Linked DNA regions of Mus musculus: region 2 is linked to region 1. Evidence: chromatin loops called from intact Hi-C (ENCODE). Cell type or tissue: left cerebral cortex. All regions are shown on one strand. Each heading gives the region's core, and the rest is flanking DNA. Links, peaks and the distances in the headings are about the cores only.

Region 1 (8,865 bases), core at 1,728-5,727:
TTATTCAGCCGGGCGTGGTGGCGCACACCTTTAATCCCAGCACTCCGGAGGCAGAGGCAGGTGAATTTCTGACTTTGAGGCCAGCCTGGTTTACAGAGTGAGTTCCAGGACAGCCAGGGCTACACAGAGAAACCCTGTCTCGAAAAACCAAAAAAAAAAAAAAAAAAAAAGAGAGAGAGAGAGAGAGAGAGAGAGAGATTTCATTTTTAGTGCTGTGTGTGTGTAGCTGTGTGTGTGGAGGTGAGTGTGTGGAGGTGTGTGCATGTGTGAGGGCAGGTGCCTTTACATCCAGAAGAGGGCATCAGGTGTGCAGGAGCTGGAATTACACGCGGTTGTGAGCCTTCTGATGTAGGTGCTGAGAACCAAATTTGGATGCCTTGTAAGGAGGAGCACCCACTCTGAACTGTGGGTCTTTCCAGTCTCTTAAAATTCTTCGGGGTGGGGGTGGGAGGAGTGTGGGGGGTTGGCGTGAGGTCATGGCTTACAACTCTTTTTAAAAGATGTAAGTTTCACGACTCCCTGTACACCAAAGAACAACTTCATTTCATATTCCTTCTGGAGTGTCTTGACTGTAGCCATTAGCAATCCATCCTCCGTTTTCCTAGCCCGTATTTTCTTACAGCCTCGCCGAGAGACGCCGAGTTTTTGACCCAGTGTGAGAAAATATTAAGATGGTTCTGAGATTTCATCACCCGACGAAAATAAGGAATCCCCAAACTGCAGGGTCATGGATGGACTTTGGGGCTCGGGTTTCCAGAGGGGTCAGATTTCCCCTGGCTCCTCAAGTCTAGTGGAGAGAGGCTGGGTCTGAAGCAGTATCGGTTTTTCTGGCACCAGAACCACGGCTGAACACTAATGCGTTTAACAGTTGGACTTATTTTTAATCTACTGTATTAGGGAGCGCAAATTTAATCAAGAACAAAATGTTACCGACGGTGTTTTTGTTTCTGCGCATGCATACATTCCCAGTGCTGTCTCCGGTTCTCTTGAGCTACAAGCTCTCTGACTTATTTCATAACATTAGATTTTTTTTTTTTTAAGTGCCAATGTTTGTGGAGGGTGAAGAAGGAGAGAAATAAGGAGCTGGAGACGCCCCCCCCCCATCATTAAAGAAATAATTGCAGTACAGATTTTTTAACAATTGCTCTCCCTGCAGTGAATGTTGTTATGGACGGAGCTAATAAATGTCTTCAACCATTACTGCTGGGATACACTTTTGGCTTATTTTTCTGCCATTGGGAGGCATGGCTGGGTTGAGACATTCGGTTTTTTTTTTTTTAGCTCCCCCCCCCACCCCCCCCCCCCCCCCCGCCAACACCACCCCCCCTTAATCAAAGAAAGAGATCTTATCTCCCTAGCCAGCCTAGCTTACCCCCTCCCTCTGCCCTCCTCCCTGGATGCCTAGTTTACTGAAACCTGACTTGCAGGTCAGGGAACTGGTAACAGATTAATTTTACTCAAAGAGGAACACTAAGTATTTTGGCTGGGACACATGAGAATCCTGTTATAATATTACCATTTTCCCCTTTCTAAATTAAATATTAGGAAAAATTAAGCCAAGTAGTGGCCCACGCTACAGTGGAAAGTATTTCTCTCACAAACACGGGGAGATAAATGCTTGTGTGAGTGAAGGCACAATAAATACACATTATGTTAAAAAACCTAAGATTATGCAGGTTTTAGAGTTATAGCTAAAAGTGGTTTAGTGTTTCATGCCTAATAATAGATTACGCCTATCATATTTCCAACCTTCATTTCTCCTCCCTTTGAAGTCCAGCCATATAAAGGTTGTTTGTTGAACCACACTAAAGTTAAAGCAAACATTACTTAGGGTGATTCATACTGGCAAGAATTTGCAATGAAGGCAGTGGTGTGTGTGTGTGTGTGTGTGTGTGTGTGTGTGTGTGTGTGTGGTGTGCCTGAGTCAAAGGAAATGAAATGTTTGTAATATTTTTTTTCGGTTGATAAATTTATTAAAACATTCTAGAAGCTTCTAAGGGAAGCAGGGCTGACATACATAGACTCTCTGCAAACAGATTACACCCGGGGCCCCGTGGGGGAGGCAGACCTTAAAAGAGGGAAAAATTCTCTGGATTTCAGAAATTGCCACCAGGTCACAGCAATACTTAATTAACTGAATCCATTAACAGAAGGCTGTAACCTAGTTGTTAAGAAGAAGGAAAAAACAAAAGACAAAAAAAACCACACACACACACACACAAAAACAAAACAAAACAAAACAAAACAAAACAAAAAACCAAGAAAACAAAAAACAAAAAGAAAGAAAGAAAAGGAAGAGCAAAGTTAGGGAGTAGCTAGATTCATTTACTCCTCTGTTCTGTGCTTAGGATTAGCCTTTCAGAATGAGCAACCTGATTTTTTTTTTTTTAAAGGATCCATTTACCTTCCAGGCCTTTTCATAGCAAAACATTTTGTAGGGTTGCAAAAGAGATTAATTTGTTGCCAGTTGCTCCATACTGGCAGGGTTTCTGAATAAAGAATGTAAGCAATCTATCTTTGTTTGTAAGATATAATTAATCTGGCAGTTAAAATTCTTTGGAAACATTCTGATGACTTATGTGGAAAAGTGGAGCAAAGATTTCAAAGAAAAACTCAGAACTGTGTGCAGGGGAAGATAAAAGATATATGAAGTGTTTGTTCTAAGCGATACTATTCATTTACAGATCATAACGTAGCCCCACCCTGGCAATTATTCTGGAAAACAAGACAAATCTTTGTCTAGAGCCTTCTGACGGCGGTCTTGATTTGACAAACAAAATAAGCACATTACTGTTGTACTCTAATAGACTGCAAGCTGTTTTATTAGAGTCAGCTGAATCCTGTTTTGCATAAAAAAGAACACTGTTTGCTATGGAGAACACATTTATGTTAATAGGACTTTGACAAAGTAAAATAAAATCGCATTAAGATGCTGCAAAGAGATAAGACAATGAAATCTCCGGGAGAGAGAGAGAGTTTTGGCACACACTAATTACAGTCACGTCCCTGCAGGAAAAGAATATATTTTTACACCAACTATCCATGTGTTTGAAAATGCAGAGAGCTTAAAGCATAATTCCTGGTCTCGGCATTTCCTGGATGCGTCAGGCCCCGTGTGTCACTAAGGTGGTGACTGTTTTAAAGGAGTCTATCTGATAAATCCCACTTTCATTTTCAGCAGCAAAGGCAGGTTTCTTTCTGAATGTGAGCGAGCCTGCCATCATCCTGCTTAGTTTGAAGGGACTTTCCAATATAGGGCCGCTGAAAACAAGGTTTTAGATTACATGGTAATTTAGGAATGCATGAAAAGTGAAGCAGTTACCATAATAGGGTTCTGGGTAAACTTCATGGTTTTTAGAGCAAAACATAACAACATATGTTTTGTGATTTGTCTCAATGATTATATACATATATATATATATGTATATATATATATATATGTATATATATGCAATTTTGTTCGGGTACTATCAAAATATTTGGAGGCCTCATCTGTGCACAGCATTTTTATAACCTTATTTTGAAAACTGATGTCTCTTCTTTTAGTTCAGTCATTAAAAGGCAGGCGATGATGGACGCCTGAATGCCTTGGGTTTTATGACTAGTCAGTTCCTGGCAGCGGCCATATTTCTTCCCTAGTGAAACTTTAATATTCCTTTGGCCTTGTTTAGGCTAAAAAAAAATTTTTTTTTTTTTTTTCAGGATGTGTGTGTGGGGCAACTTTGCTACTCTGGCTGGCTACTTATAAATATCACCAACCAGATATCATACCAAGCAGATATCTGCCTCTCCCCCGCCCCCTGCTCCCCACCCCCCATGACTTAACACCCCACAAAATGAAGAGGCCAGAAAGGGAGACCTATTCTCCCTGGCTTCTAATAAATACTTCCTGCCCTGTGATTATGCTAGATTCTTTCCTGTTAAAAGAGGCAGGGTTATGGAGAAAACCTTGTCGGTGGACGGCGGCGCTATTGAAGGGAAGTGAGCCTCCTTGGAGTAGAACGGGACTGCTATTTGAATTGCTGCTTTGGAACTTGTCCTGAATGAGGCAGCTTTTATGAGAGGCCCGATTTTCAGCCCAGACTCTTTGATCTTCTTGAAGTTGCAACACCAGACACCAGGTGTCTCCACTTAGCTGAGCTGAAGGTCCTGGGAAAGAAGGTTGTGTCTCCAGAAAGGTTGACTGAAGCCTTGCCTTCCTTAGGGCTCCTTGCCTGGGGAAGTGTATAGGGGCTTGCTGGGACCAAAGAATACAGTCTTGGTGTTCTCACTGTTTTGGTAAGAGCTTGTGCCTCAACAGGGAAGGAACCTCAGTTCTGTATGGAATCCATGAATACTGGAGCCTCAGCAAACACTGAACTAGGCTTCCACATCGACCGTGAGTCGCCATCTTGGAAGGCGAGAAGCCATCACCCAGAGAATGGAAGCCTTTCATGTAGGTGAAGGCCAACTCTGTGGGAACCTTCTTCCTGGAACTCCTCAGCGAAGAGCTGGTTGATGCTCCAGTTTAATGTTCTGATCTCCACGAACACACATGGCTTTCTCCCATTGTTACTCATTTCCTCTCTGTGAGAGGGAAACAGAGAGAAACGACATCAGCCTGTTCCCTTGTGTACTTAAAGAGCTTAAGTTGAACTATGCTACCTCCATTTGATGTCAGGGGTAACAGCAGATGCCAGTGGGTCCCAAAACATGGCATTCCAAAGATGGGAATAAGTATTTTTTTTTAAAAGATCATTTTAAGGGGGACAAGCGAGCTAGCATCTGGAGTAGAGGAGCTTTGGCGAAGGTCCAGAGATGGGAACTGGAGCTTTGGATGCCACAAGAAGGTGGTAGAGAATGGACTACAGAGATTTATCAAGAGAAGGCTATAGTGCCCCCATCCCCATCCAATAAATAAATAAACATTTGAAACATTATTGCATCTCATTACCCTCCAGAATAACTGTGTTTAAAAAAAAATCCCCAAATGCTGAACTCATTTATGATCATCTTGTGCTACATTGTATTGTCTCTTCTCAGATGTACTTGACCAAAGAATCAAGAAAAATAAGCAAAATCCCTTGTAGCTATTTTATAACAGGCATCATCATTACACTATGGATTATTACAAAATTTTCACCCAGTTTGATCAACTTTGTATTTCACCTGTAGTGTCTTAGTCAGGGTTAGCATTGGTAGGATGGAGCACCATGTCCAAAGCAACTTGGGAGAAAAAGGGTTACCTTCCACATCACTGGTGGTCATCAAAGGAAGTCAGGACAGGAACTCAAACAAAGCAGGAACCCAGAAGCAGGAGCTGATGCAGAGGCCAAGGAGGGGTGCTGCTTAATGGCTTGCTCAGCCTGGTTTCTTATAGAACCCACAACCACTAGCCCAGAGGTAGCCCCGCCCACAATGACACAATGGCCTGGGCCCTCCCACATCTATCACTAATTTAAAAAAAAAAAAAAAGCCCTATGGGGCTTGCCTGCAGCCTGATCTTCCAAAGGCACTTTCTCAATTGAGATTCCTTCTTCCTCTTCCAACTCTAGTTTGTGCCAAGTTGATACAAAACTAGCCTGCATATGTCGGTTTGCCATACTTGCTTATTTATATATTTAATAAATCCATAAATTATCCTGGATGTGACTGAGTGTTTTGAAGAACATTCTTAAGAGAAAAATTCCTTGAGTCATAGAATTGTCTTTTTTTCTGGGATTTGGGCTTAGGGTTATGACTTGGAAGGCGAAAGAAGTCAGACAAGCCAGGTCTCAGAGGCCACATGCCAGAGGAAGGAGTTTTCTCTGGAGGACATGATTACAGGAGCCAACCTAGTCTCATTATCGAGGACAGCTCTGTTTCCATCAGACTCCCAGACCATCAAACCGCTAAGAGATAAGGGCTTTAGTGCCAGCCCCACCTCTAAGTATGTGGGAAAATGTTTGTTCCATTTTGGTGTTAGTTTCTTACTATTTAGTAATAAATGTTGAGTGTATATAATCTTGCTGAGTCACAAAATCAACTTTCTGAGTTCATGTTATTGTGCAGGTTTTGTGGACAAGGAAACTGAGTTGCACAGATGAAGCAACTCTCTGGAGGTCATCAAGCTGTAAGTGACACTCTCCAGGTGGCTCAGTGGGTAAGAGCACTTGCTGCTCTGGCAGAAGACCCAGGTTCAAATCCCAGCACCCACATGGGGATTTCACAACCACCTGTAATTCCAGTTCCAGGGAGGACAATGCCCCTTCTGGCTACTGTGGGTACTGCATGCACATGGTATGTTTAGACCCAGGCAGGCAAAGCATTTATATGCATAAACAGACACACACACACACACACACACACACACACACACACACACACACACACACACACAGACCTGACACAGTGATATAGCTAAGAGTAGCCGTACATCGAGTGATCCTTTAAAGATCCATCAGTCTTTTAATAACCTGTACTTGGATTGGATTTCTTCCTATGTATTATCACAGGTCAGAAAGTCTTCTGAGCAGAAGCCACCTAGGACTCTCCTGAATCATTTAGCTCTCTGTGCCTGTTACTACCTGCTGCATTAAAATGTCCAGGGAAGGCACTAATCAACATCTACTTACTCCAGATTGGGTCCCAGTGACGGACAATTCCACCAAAGACCAACTTGAGGACAAATGAGGTATTGGGCTTTTGTACCTAGTACGAATGAGGGGTAACAGGAACATGGGGACCTGCGAATACCTATGAAGTCTCACTTCATCATGGGACCCCCGGATACCTACCTATATGTTTGCAAAGTCTCACTTCATCATGGCTGCAGACCCTGTGGAAATGCATCATGGCATCCACGTTTGAGTTAATCTTTCATTTTGAGTTTATTGCCAGGTTTCACTTTGTGTTGTTCCTTGTCCTCATGATTTGTCACCAATCTGTCCATAGTATGCATGCCACCAACACAGACATACAAACAGACAACATAAAGTCAAAGACAAACACATGGACAACACATGAAAACATGCAATATGCACAAACATAAAAACACAAAGAAACAAACTCATATACATACTAACAAACATACATGTACACAAACACACAAACTCACAAACACACACAGATGTACACAATATACACACAAGTTCATAAACACACAAGCATACAAATGCATAAGCACATACATACAAACATACACATAAAATAGAAACACACACAGACCACACATACACAGACCCCCCCCCCCACACACACACACGAATGCAGAAACACACATATAAAAATACACATATACAAAAATACACATACACACAGACATACAAACATATATATGTATATACATATGTACACATGTATATATGTATATATGCACATATCTATGTGTATGTATGCACACACACAAAACCCAATCCAAATTCACACACACACACACACACTCACAGAGTGATGACCAGTAATTTGTCAACATGTCAGGATCTAGAATCACAATAGAAACAGACCTTTGGTAGTGGTTTTGAGAGTTTGGATGGAGCTAATGGAATCAGGAAGACCTACCCTAGATGTGGGAGGCACCATTCTGTGTTTCCAGGGCTGAAATAGAACTAGAGAGAGAATTGATTTATCAGTATCTATTTCTCTGCTTCCAGACTATGGTTGCAATGTGACCAGCTGCCGCATGCTCTGGCCGACTTGTCTTCCCCACCCTGACGAACCATGTCCTCAAAATACGAGCCCTTCCTTAAGTCACTTTTATCAGGAGCTTTGTCACAGTAGCAGGAAAACTTACAAATAATAGAGCATTTCCCCAGGTGAGGCTGCAGAGAAGTTAGTGTTTGCTGAATCAACATGCAAAGCCCTTGGTTGCTTGTTCTGAATGTTAAGATGGTGAGAGCTGAATCAACATATGTGTGGCCATGGGGTTAAACTCCCATGAAGCAGCCTGGTGGTTTTATCTACCTGGGTAGACCTCCCTCCCTCCCTCCCTCCTCTCCTCTTTCTCTCCCTCCCTTCTTCCCTCTTTCCCTCCCTTCCTTCTTCCCTCTCCCTCCCTTTCTCCTTCCTTCTTTCCTTCTTTCCTTTCATCTTTCATATCTTTCTTCCTTGTAAATAAAGTCATAATTGTTGACCTGAGATAAGAAGTTGCCAGAGCCAATCAGACTTGCCAACTGTCTGTGGGAAAGTGGGCAGTGAGCTCATACACACAGTAAGGGGCCTGTTAGCAGAAGTGCTGGCTCAGAGTTCAGTGACTGGACGGGTGTTTTATTTCCTCCCTGTTGATGGGCCAGAGTCATATGGATCTTGCGTGTCAGTGCAAACTGGAGTGGACTGCGCCTCAGCCTTGTCACATCCCCTGGGTCACATCTCCTGAGAGCAGAGTCCTTAATGACTGGATAGTTCTCAACGCAGCTTCTTGACATTCTTGGGCAGGATTCAGGTCCTGGCAGCTTCTTCTGGCAGTTGCAGTTCAAGTATTGTGGACAGGGATGGACAGTGAGATCTCCAGGACAGAAGCAGAGGAGGGTGTGGTTGTAATATGCTGAAAGGGATTTCCTTGGCTCTCAACTTGTGCTTTGCAAAAAGCTGTGGCTACACTTTTGTCCTGGCTGGTTTTGTGTCAACTTGACACAAGCAAGAGTCATCTGGAAGGAGGGAAACTCAGTTAAGGAAATGCTTCTGTGAGATCCAGCGGTAGGGCATTTTCTTAGTCTGTGATTGATGGGAGAGGGCCCAGCCCATTGTGAGAGGTGCCATCCCTGGGCTGGTGATCCTGGGTTCTATAAGAAAGCAGACTGAGCAAACCACGTGGAGCAATCCAGTAAGCAGCATCGCTCCATGGCCTCTGCATCAGCTCCTGCCTCCAGGTTCCTGCCCTTTTTGAGTTCCTGTCCTGACTTCCTTCAG
Region 2 (8,865 bases), core at 2,268-6,267, 550 kb after region 1:
AGTGTTAGGGTCTCATGAACCCCTTCCCATTCCATGACAAGATGGCGACTGTCTTGATCCTACAGGCTTCTGCACGGAGCCACAGCTGTAGTGATAGGCTGAGTACGGAGGTTGTGGCATGTGGGAGATGCTGTTCTTCTCTGATCTCCCTCTGACCTCAGGCCCTTACATTCCTTTCTCCCTCCCCTCCCCCTTTTTCTGTAATGGTCCCTAAGCCTTGGGAAGAGAGCTTAATTAATATTTTAATAAGGTAAAATGCACATAATATAAAATGGAGCATTCCCAACTTATAATTTACTAGTCCTGTGTATGTCCACAAGGTTATAGACTACTTCCACTATCTCCTCAAAGAACTGTCTCTACCATCACTTATCACAAACGCTGTGCACGCTAAGCAGTCACTACCCATTCCTGCTCCGTGGCCCCTGCTCATCTTTAATTTCTTCCTTAGCTCTATGCCTCTGCTGTGACTAGATAGTCACATAAGGGGGACCACGTGATAGTTATGATTTTAGATCTACCTTTTTCACTTAGCACCTTGCCTTAATGCTTCATCAATGTCCAAGTGTGTTTCAGAATTTAGGTTTTCTTTCATTGTAACCATATGCTGCTGTGGGCAAGTATTGTATTTTGTTTTAAGGAAGGAGTCATTTCAAAATAGCCAAGGAAGGATAGCATTTGATTTTTGCTTGGTCGAATTTTCTGTCTTTCCACTACTCTTCTTGTCCCAAAGAGGGAGGATTTGGGTGGCTCCATTGGTACAGTGTCCATCTTGATAGCACAAAGCCCTGAATTTAATCTTCAGAATCCAACACACACACAAAAATTGACCTAGGCTCAGCATATTGTTACAGTTGTGTAGCTTGCATCTTGTGATACTTGAAACAGTGGAAGCAGAGGGTATCTCTGACTCTTTTGCCTGCTCCAAGGGTCCTTTCCTCTTCTAGCCTCAATACAAAGGAAGGAGACTAGTCTTACTGCAACTTGATATGCCATGGTTGGTTGATATCCCTGGGAGAGCTGCCCCTTTCTGAAGAGAAATGAAGGAATTGAGGGAGCAGAGGAAAGGGGTACTAGGAGGAGAGGAGGAGGTGAAACTGTGTTTGGGATGTAAAAAGAAACAAATATATTTTTTAAAGTTGGGTCTGGTGGTGGTCATATAATCCCAGTTCTGGAAGGTGCAGGGCATCCTTGGAACTGACTGGCTCATAAGCCTTGGTAGTAAGAGACGTTGACTCAAAATAGATAGATAGATAGATAGATAGATAGATAGATAGATAGATAGATAGATGACAGACAGATAGATAGATATGGAGATGGATGGATGGATGAATACATAGATAGATAGATAGATAGATAGATAGATAGATAGATAGATGTAGGTAGGTAGATAGATGATAGATAGATAGGTAGATAGATAGATAGATAGATAGATAGATAGATAGATAGATGACAGATAGATGGATAGATAGGTAGATAGATAGATGATACATACATACATTCATACATATATGGAGATGGATGGATGGTTAGATAGATAGATAGATAGATAGATAGATAGATAGATAGATAGATAGATAGAGAGATAGCAGATAGATAGATAGATAGATAGATAGATAGATAGATAGATAGATAGATAGATGATAGATCAAGAGAAGCTGAGAAGCTATAACAGAGACTGGCCTCTGGTCTCTCTGCACTGGCACACACATGTGTGCATACACTCACACACAAGGTGGAATTGTTTTCCTATTTTCTGTCACACATCAGAAAGAATTAAAGTTCTGTCTCAGAATGTTCTCTTCTGGTAAGGAGAATCACTCCATGGCACTTGGCATGAAGGAAGCCAGCGAAGGTGTACGAATTCTCAGTATTGCTGTGATTGTCTCACACACACACACAACACACACACACACACACACACACACGATTTCACACCAGACACTCTGTATTTCGGTGGCACTGGGGAGGGTTGGTTGCACACTCCCCAATCTTTAACAACTCTGAAGAACACAGTGTTCTATTAGGTCAGCCCCCAAAAGGTCACAGTGATGACATGATTCTTTTGTGTAGCTGTCAGGGTGGACATGGGCATGAGTGGTGGATATGACCTATTGCCTCTGGAGGCTTCCCAGATGAGCCCAGTCTCTTAGCCAAAGAGACATAAAGACTACTGCAGAGGAGTCTTACTTTGAACACTGCTGGAGTACCAGCTAGACACCAGATAGTTACACGCACACAGGGGGTGGGGGGAGTTTAATATTCAGCTTATATACCCACCAAACCTTGTCTTCCCTTGCTTCTTCATCTACTCTTCCCCACTACTGCCCTATACTCTTTTCCTTCTAACCCTCCAAACATGTTTTAAAGGCAAATAAGCAAAAGTTGGGTGGCACATAAGTTGGGTGCACATAAGTTGGGTGGCATGTAGATTGGGTATCACATAAGCATAGCCCATGAACAGAAGGCAGACAGCTGAGAAGAAAGATCTCTTCACTTGCAGGGGACTTGGGTAACACAGGTTTGCCACAATCCAACCAAGCTGCCTGAGTTTTTTTTTTTTTTTTTTTTTTTGTTAAGAGGGAAGAACAGAATCAGAGAAGCAGTTTCGATAATAAGATGACTTTCCCCATCTCAGTCTAATATCTGGGGAATAGAACCCTGTGTTCCAAGGGCAGATGTGATTATGACACACAGTCCACAGTGTTTTTCTTTGTGAGGATTTGGCCTGAAATTGGGGGGCTACTGGGAGGCGAATGAATAAATAGGGTTGAAGACTCCGTGATTCGTTAGAGACAAATAGAAATATGTTTGTGTCTCAGCGTCTCCCACCACCACTATCATTTTATTACCGGCTTAGGGTAGAATATCATTTGGAATTTATCAACAAGCCGTCTCCCAAGCTTTTTCGGACACTGTTTTCAAATTAAGGAACAGAATCCAAGTCTCATGAGCTTGTTTTTCATTAACTTAACAGAGAAACTATACTCTCAGAATGAGAGATTGGAGCCAGGATGTGGGTTCACTGAATTCTCAGAGCAGAGTGCTTTTGGTGTGTGGTGTGCTACAGTTAGTGCGTGGATGGTTGTTCTATGACACTGAAAATATGGCTTGGTCTCATGTAAGCTGACTTTTGGTTTCATTTCCTGGGTGATTCTTGCAGCTTTATAACAATGGATTTCCAAAATATCTAAATGTTCCTTGTCCCCTGCCATGAATAGGTACTGTCAAGTCATCCGGGTTTTTGGATATCTCTAATGTTAAGTATTTCAACGTGGGTACAACTGGATTACAGAGAGCAAAGGGAAACAGGAAGCGCCACAATGGAAGGCTAGAAATAAGAGGTGCTCTTTAGACCATGTGAGATCAGAGGTAAGTGGCTCACTTCTCATGTATTGGGCACTCAGATGGAGCGATTTAGATATGTCATTATCCCTTTTAATCCTCATAAGGCTTGGGAGGCAAATGTCTGAAAAGCTACCACACAAATTAGAAAAGTTGACATCAGCAGAGAAGTCAGGGGGTGTCACTCTCAAGATTTGGATCTAATTTGCCTAATATTACACCTACATGACCCTGTCTCAGATGCATCTCGAACTCCTCTCACTAGATATTGGGGGTTGTGGTCTGTAATATCACAGAGTGACCCCAAGGCTTCTCCAAAGAATGACCCAGCTGTCTTCTGCAAAGGGCTCCACACCAAGTCGATGGCAAGAGCAAGAAAGGACTCTAGGTAGCTGAGACAAACCTAAAACTACCTGTGCAGCCAGAGGTGTGGAAGCTGCTCTGTACAGACATGAGATGTTTGATAAATAACTGTGTTAGGTGGGCAGTCCTCTGTTGACAATACCTCGGAGCCTGAATCATCTAATACTCTCTATTACTTTTGACCTCACTGTGGTCCAAATTACCTGGTAGAGACAATTTGGGGGCAGATGGGTATGTTTGGCTCATGGTTTCTGAGTGTTCTATTCATGGTTGCTTCTCTCCAACCCTGGCCCCAGCTGCTGCTCTGCAGAGCATCAGGGTAGCTGTCACGGGCATGCTGTGGTAAAACGGAAGTGTTTCATCTCATGGTGGACAGAAGGCAGAAAAGAGGGAGGGAGTAACCTGGCAATAAGAAATGTCTTCATATCCGATGATTTCATTCAACCAGGACTCATCTTCCCAGAATCTCCCAAAGCCAGCATTAAGGAGGAAGCATTCAACACAACAAGCATATCCCTCCCTTAGGGAGCATATTCAAATGTTCCATATTCAAATGGTGACATAGCTGGCCAGGATTCAGAAGTTCTCTTTGCCTCTAGGTATCTGCAATAAATATGGGCCCACGTCTTAGGTATCACACAGCTATATGAACCTGTGGTAATTATTATTTACACAACATCTTCATTTTTCTATGCTACACTCCAAAGAGGGCTGGCGCTCACAGATTTTCTGGGCATTTACTAACATGCATCATTCTTAATACAACTGAATTCATACTTGAGATGCACATCATAAAAGCACAAAACCTCCCACGAGTCAAAAACCCAGCACTGGATTGCACTGGAGTTTATTTCTAGAGGAACTAACATGACCACTAGATGGCACCGGAGTCTGGGTTCATCTTTCTGTTTCCAGAACCAGCTCTAACAAGACACCTGTAAAACCATAAATTTCAGAGTCAGTTGTTTGTTTATCTCATGTGGTACAAGGCATTATGATTTTTTGTTTGAGCTCCAGCATTTCCCTTCCAATAAATGAACACAGGGCCAGCTCTGACACTGAAGCCAACTCTTGACAAGTCTATTTTAAGATCCCTTAAAGAACTTCCTGTAAAACATTCAGGTTCCCACAATTGAAAGAATAATTGTAATCTACGTTTTTAAAACCTGCAGCAAGGCATGTGTCTAGAAAAAGCAGCAGTTCAGTTGTTAACTTATCGTGTTCATTTGGATTTCAGCTGCAGCCTGGAAGTCACCCAATAAACATGGGGTTAAGTCTGCTAGTATTGCAAGGCCCAGAAGGACATGAAGATACAATGACACCGTGCATGGATTTGAAAATAAGCAAAGGACTGGGCACGATTGGTTTGTATGCCACGAAGAAAGCCAGTGAGTAATGTGAAGAACATAAATACAAGCATATGTAAGGCCTTGAGAGCTGGCTCAGTGGGTAAGGAACCTGCAGCTCTTCCAGGGGACCTAAGTTTAAATCCCATGCCCCATGTGAAAATCCTGCCATGGTTGTATGTGCACCTATAACCACAGTACCGTAAGGGCCAGAAGCAAGAGGATTGCTCGGGCTTGCTGGGTGCCAGCTCTGCCCCAACTTCAGTGAAAGACCCTATCTCAAAGAGATAATGTGGAAAGTAATAGAGAGGGGTGCTCAGAGGCCTTCCTCCTCTAGCTTACCCTCAGAGGTACCTATAACTGCACATGAATGTGCACCTATAATGTATATACATATACACACATACATACATGCATATGTGCATATCTACATACATATACACATACATACATATACATGCATGCATATGCACATGCATACACAAATGAATGTGTGTGTGTGTGTGTGTGTGTGTGTGTGTGTGTGTGTGTAAATTTAACAAGGTAGTCAAATGGTGATATTTGAGCAGTAACTAGAAAGACAAGATAGAATCAGCTGTTGGAAAGACAGAATGATGGAGGTCAGCTGGGGAAGGTTTAAGAGTCCAGAGATGTAGGTAGGCCACATTATGAAAGGACTTGGCTTTTGTAGTTTGTCTTGGTGTTCGAGCCAATAGGAATTGTTTTTAAAAAATCAACAAGAATCACAGACCCTGGGAGTATAGCTCAGGATAAAGGAACTGCCTAAAATGTGCAAGACCCTGGGTTGTATCCCGAACACTGGAGACCAAATATCAATCTCACTTTTGGTGGATGAGTAGATTTTCTGACACCCAATAACAATAGCAAGGCCGTAATACATGTATAATGAGCACATACGTAGGGCTTGTTCACTGAGAGTCCTTTTCAGTATTACTGCATCGACAGAGTTTCTCTTGGGCTTGAGGCTCTTTCTCAGACTTGAGGGCCATCAGAAGAATCTGAAGCATGGCTAGCTGCCTTCCTTCATCACTTTGACTTCTGATCACTTCCCCTCCTCCACAGTTCTGGCTCAGGAGATTTTAGGTAGAAACCTAGAATCTGCATCTGTCCCACCTTCCAGCTGCTGTTGCTCGCGCTTGGAGAGACGGTACTGAGAGAGCCTGGGTGTAGACCCATACGAATGACAAAACCAAAACCAGCCTGGAAGGTTTGTTTCGCTTGCATTATGACCAAGCTTCTGGACTTCCGAGACTACGTTCTATTACTAAGGGCAAAGATGCTAAAGCCACTCCACTCCTGACCGCGGGGCATGTCCCTCTCTTCCTTCTGAATAGTGTCCGGCTTTTCACAGAGAGCAATTGTGTCCATTTATGTAATAAGCCAGGCTTGGCTTAACAACGAAACAGAGATGCTTTAGGCAGCGATTGAAGGCTACCCATATCTCTACAAGATGTTCAAAGAAAATATCGTCTAAAAATCAACAAAGCAAACCTCCCCTGGGAGCGTCGCTGAGGAATTAATTAGCACATTAGAAGCTTCTAGAAAACATCTCAACTTCCTTCCCATTCTAGGCGTCACCTAAGCCTGTGCCTCCATCGCGGTCCTTGGACAAATGCTGTCAGACACTGGCCTACACCGCATGCTAATCGTTACTGAAGCTTGCTTTTCCCGGGTTCTCTCTACTCTCGACACGGCACCTTACTTTGGATAAGTGCTCAATGTGGTGGGATTCACCACTTCATTCAAGACTCCCCAAACTTCCTCTGGCAAACACTAGAGTAACCTGGGCATTTAATTTCCAAGTTTCCTGGACCTTAACCCTCTCCCTACTGAGCCAAAAATCTTCGAGCGAAGGTGCAGGTGCCTGATAATTTTAGCAAGTCCCCCGGTGATGTCTGCACAGCAGGTTTAGAAAAGACCTTTTAGAAAAGACCTCGACTGATGATCTTTATTTTACTATCCAAGATCAATGTCGCCAGTGTTTCTCTCTAAGATTTCCTTAATTCCCCTAAAGCAGTGTGGGTCTCAGCCTTTCTAAAGCTATGAACCTCTAATACAATTTCTATATTAAATTTTATTTAATATTAATTATATTATAGTTATATGATATTCATATAAAATAATAGAAATATAATATATAATTTTATATAATTAATATTAACATGAATAAAATTTTAAAAATTAAATTTAATGTTATATTATAAATATATACTATATATTATATAACATTATATACTATACATTATATTAATATATACCAAATATGTATTAATATATAATGTGATAATATATTAATATTCTAATATATGATAATATGTATTATATGGTATAAAATAATATAGAAAAATTAATATATACTATAATGTGGTAATATTATATCATACTATAATAAATTTAAATTTTAATATATTAATGTTAATATTTTATTTAATAATACTTGATACAGTTCCTGTGTTATGGCTGGCGATCCCCAACCATAAAATTATTTCATTGCTACTTCACAACTGTCATTTTGCTACCATTATGAATCACAATGTAAATACCCGATATGCAGGATATCTGATACGTGACTCCTGTCTGGGTTGAGACCCACAGGTTGAGAACTACTGCACTAAAGCTCAGCGGCTTCCCTTTGTATCTGTTGCATGTCGTTTTTCTGATATGTTCTGCTGTTTTTCCATCTTTACTCAAAGGACCTTTGTTGAGAGTGCTCATGAAAAGCGAAATTATGGCGTCACTCTGAGTGTATTTTCCTGACGCTAACATGCATTAGAAAAGTAGTAGGTGCTCAATAAATGTGGCTATAACAACTTGAAATTCTTCCATTTTCTGACTTCTAAGAGAAACTGGACGTCACCTCTTCATCAGGGAGCAGCATTCATATGGTTAAGGACATTTGTCCAGTTATAGAATCTGAATATACAGCCTTGGATACGCCCTGTGTTCACTTTGGTTCTTAACAATGGGAAGAATTATCCGGGCATATTTGATCATGACATACTCGGGGGTGAACATGAGTCTTAGAGGCTTGACAGCATCAGAAGAAGGCCAGCCTCGCCCAAAAGAAGCACGGGTGTGTCATCACGTCTCACAACGACAACAGAGTCCTTTTCGGATGCAGCTTCTCATCAGAGCGCGAGTGACCCATGCTGGACTGCGCGCCCCACGCTGGACCATCTCGGTTCCCACAGTCGTGGTCTCTCATGGTTTGACTGAGCTGATCTCTTTTACACACCTGTCCCCCCAGGCTCCAGAGGACAAATGCTAGAGTGAGAATTTCTCACCAGGCGTCCAGGTGGTGGCCACCGAGGCAGAAGTGGGAACGGAGATGCATTTTTCCCAAAGATCACCCCGGGGATGCTTCACCCCATTCCCAAACCTGATGAGAAAGGAATAAACCGGAGTCTGGGTCAACTTTGACTTCCTGGTTCTGAGGAGCAGATGCTTTGACTCATTTTTGAATCCATGTCAGGGTGGTTCTTGGACGAACGCTTGCCCTTTCTGATGCAACACTCGTTTGTGCGCATGGGGGTGGGGGAGGGGAGGAAGGAATTCCCACCAGTTTGTTGACTAAAATCTAGAAGTATGAATCAAGCAGAGACCTGATCACCGCTGTCTTAGTTAGGGTTTCTATTGCTGTGAACAGACACCATGACCAAGGCGAATGAATCTTATAAAGGGCAGCATTTACGTGGGGCTGGCTTACAGGTTCAGAGGTTCAGTTCATTATCATCATGGCGGGAAGCATGGAAATATGCAGGCCGACATAGTGCTGGAGGAGCTGAGAGTT

The links. Hi-C counts contacts between places; a loop is a spot of excess contacts. Peaks named below come from ENCODE experiments on the same cell type or tissue, not always from the same donor. Only the 100,000 strongest peaks of a DNase experiment are listed, where the experiment ranks them.
Region 2: it touches region 1 in a loop (2.1-fold over the local background); 2 of 42 quality-filtered maps call a loop at or near these places.

The regions. Positions count from the first base shown.
Region 1 is chr10:68,353,115-68,361,979 of GRCm38, forward strand. No RefSeq gene overlaps it. Among named protein-coding and RNA genes, the nearest start is that of Gm32748, 17 kb to the left of the region's middle. In left cerebral cortex, for the core only: a CTCF peak has its summit at 4,123; DNase peaks (open chromatin) are centred at 1,875, 2,694, 3,090 and 4,117; H3K4me3 peaks cover 570 bases; H3K27ac peaks cover 976 bases.
Region 2 is chr10:68,898,264-68,907,128 of GRCm38, forward strand. No RefSeq gene overlaps it. Among named protein-coding and RNA genes, the nearest start is that of Gm32931, 80 kb to the left of the region's middle. In left cerebral cortex, for the core only: a CTCF peak has its summit at 4,587 (motif pointing right); a DNase peak (open chromatin) is centred at 4,581.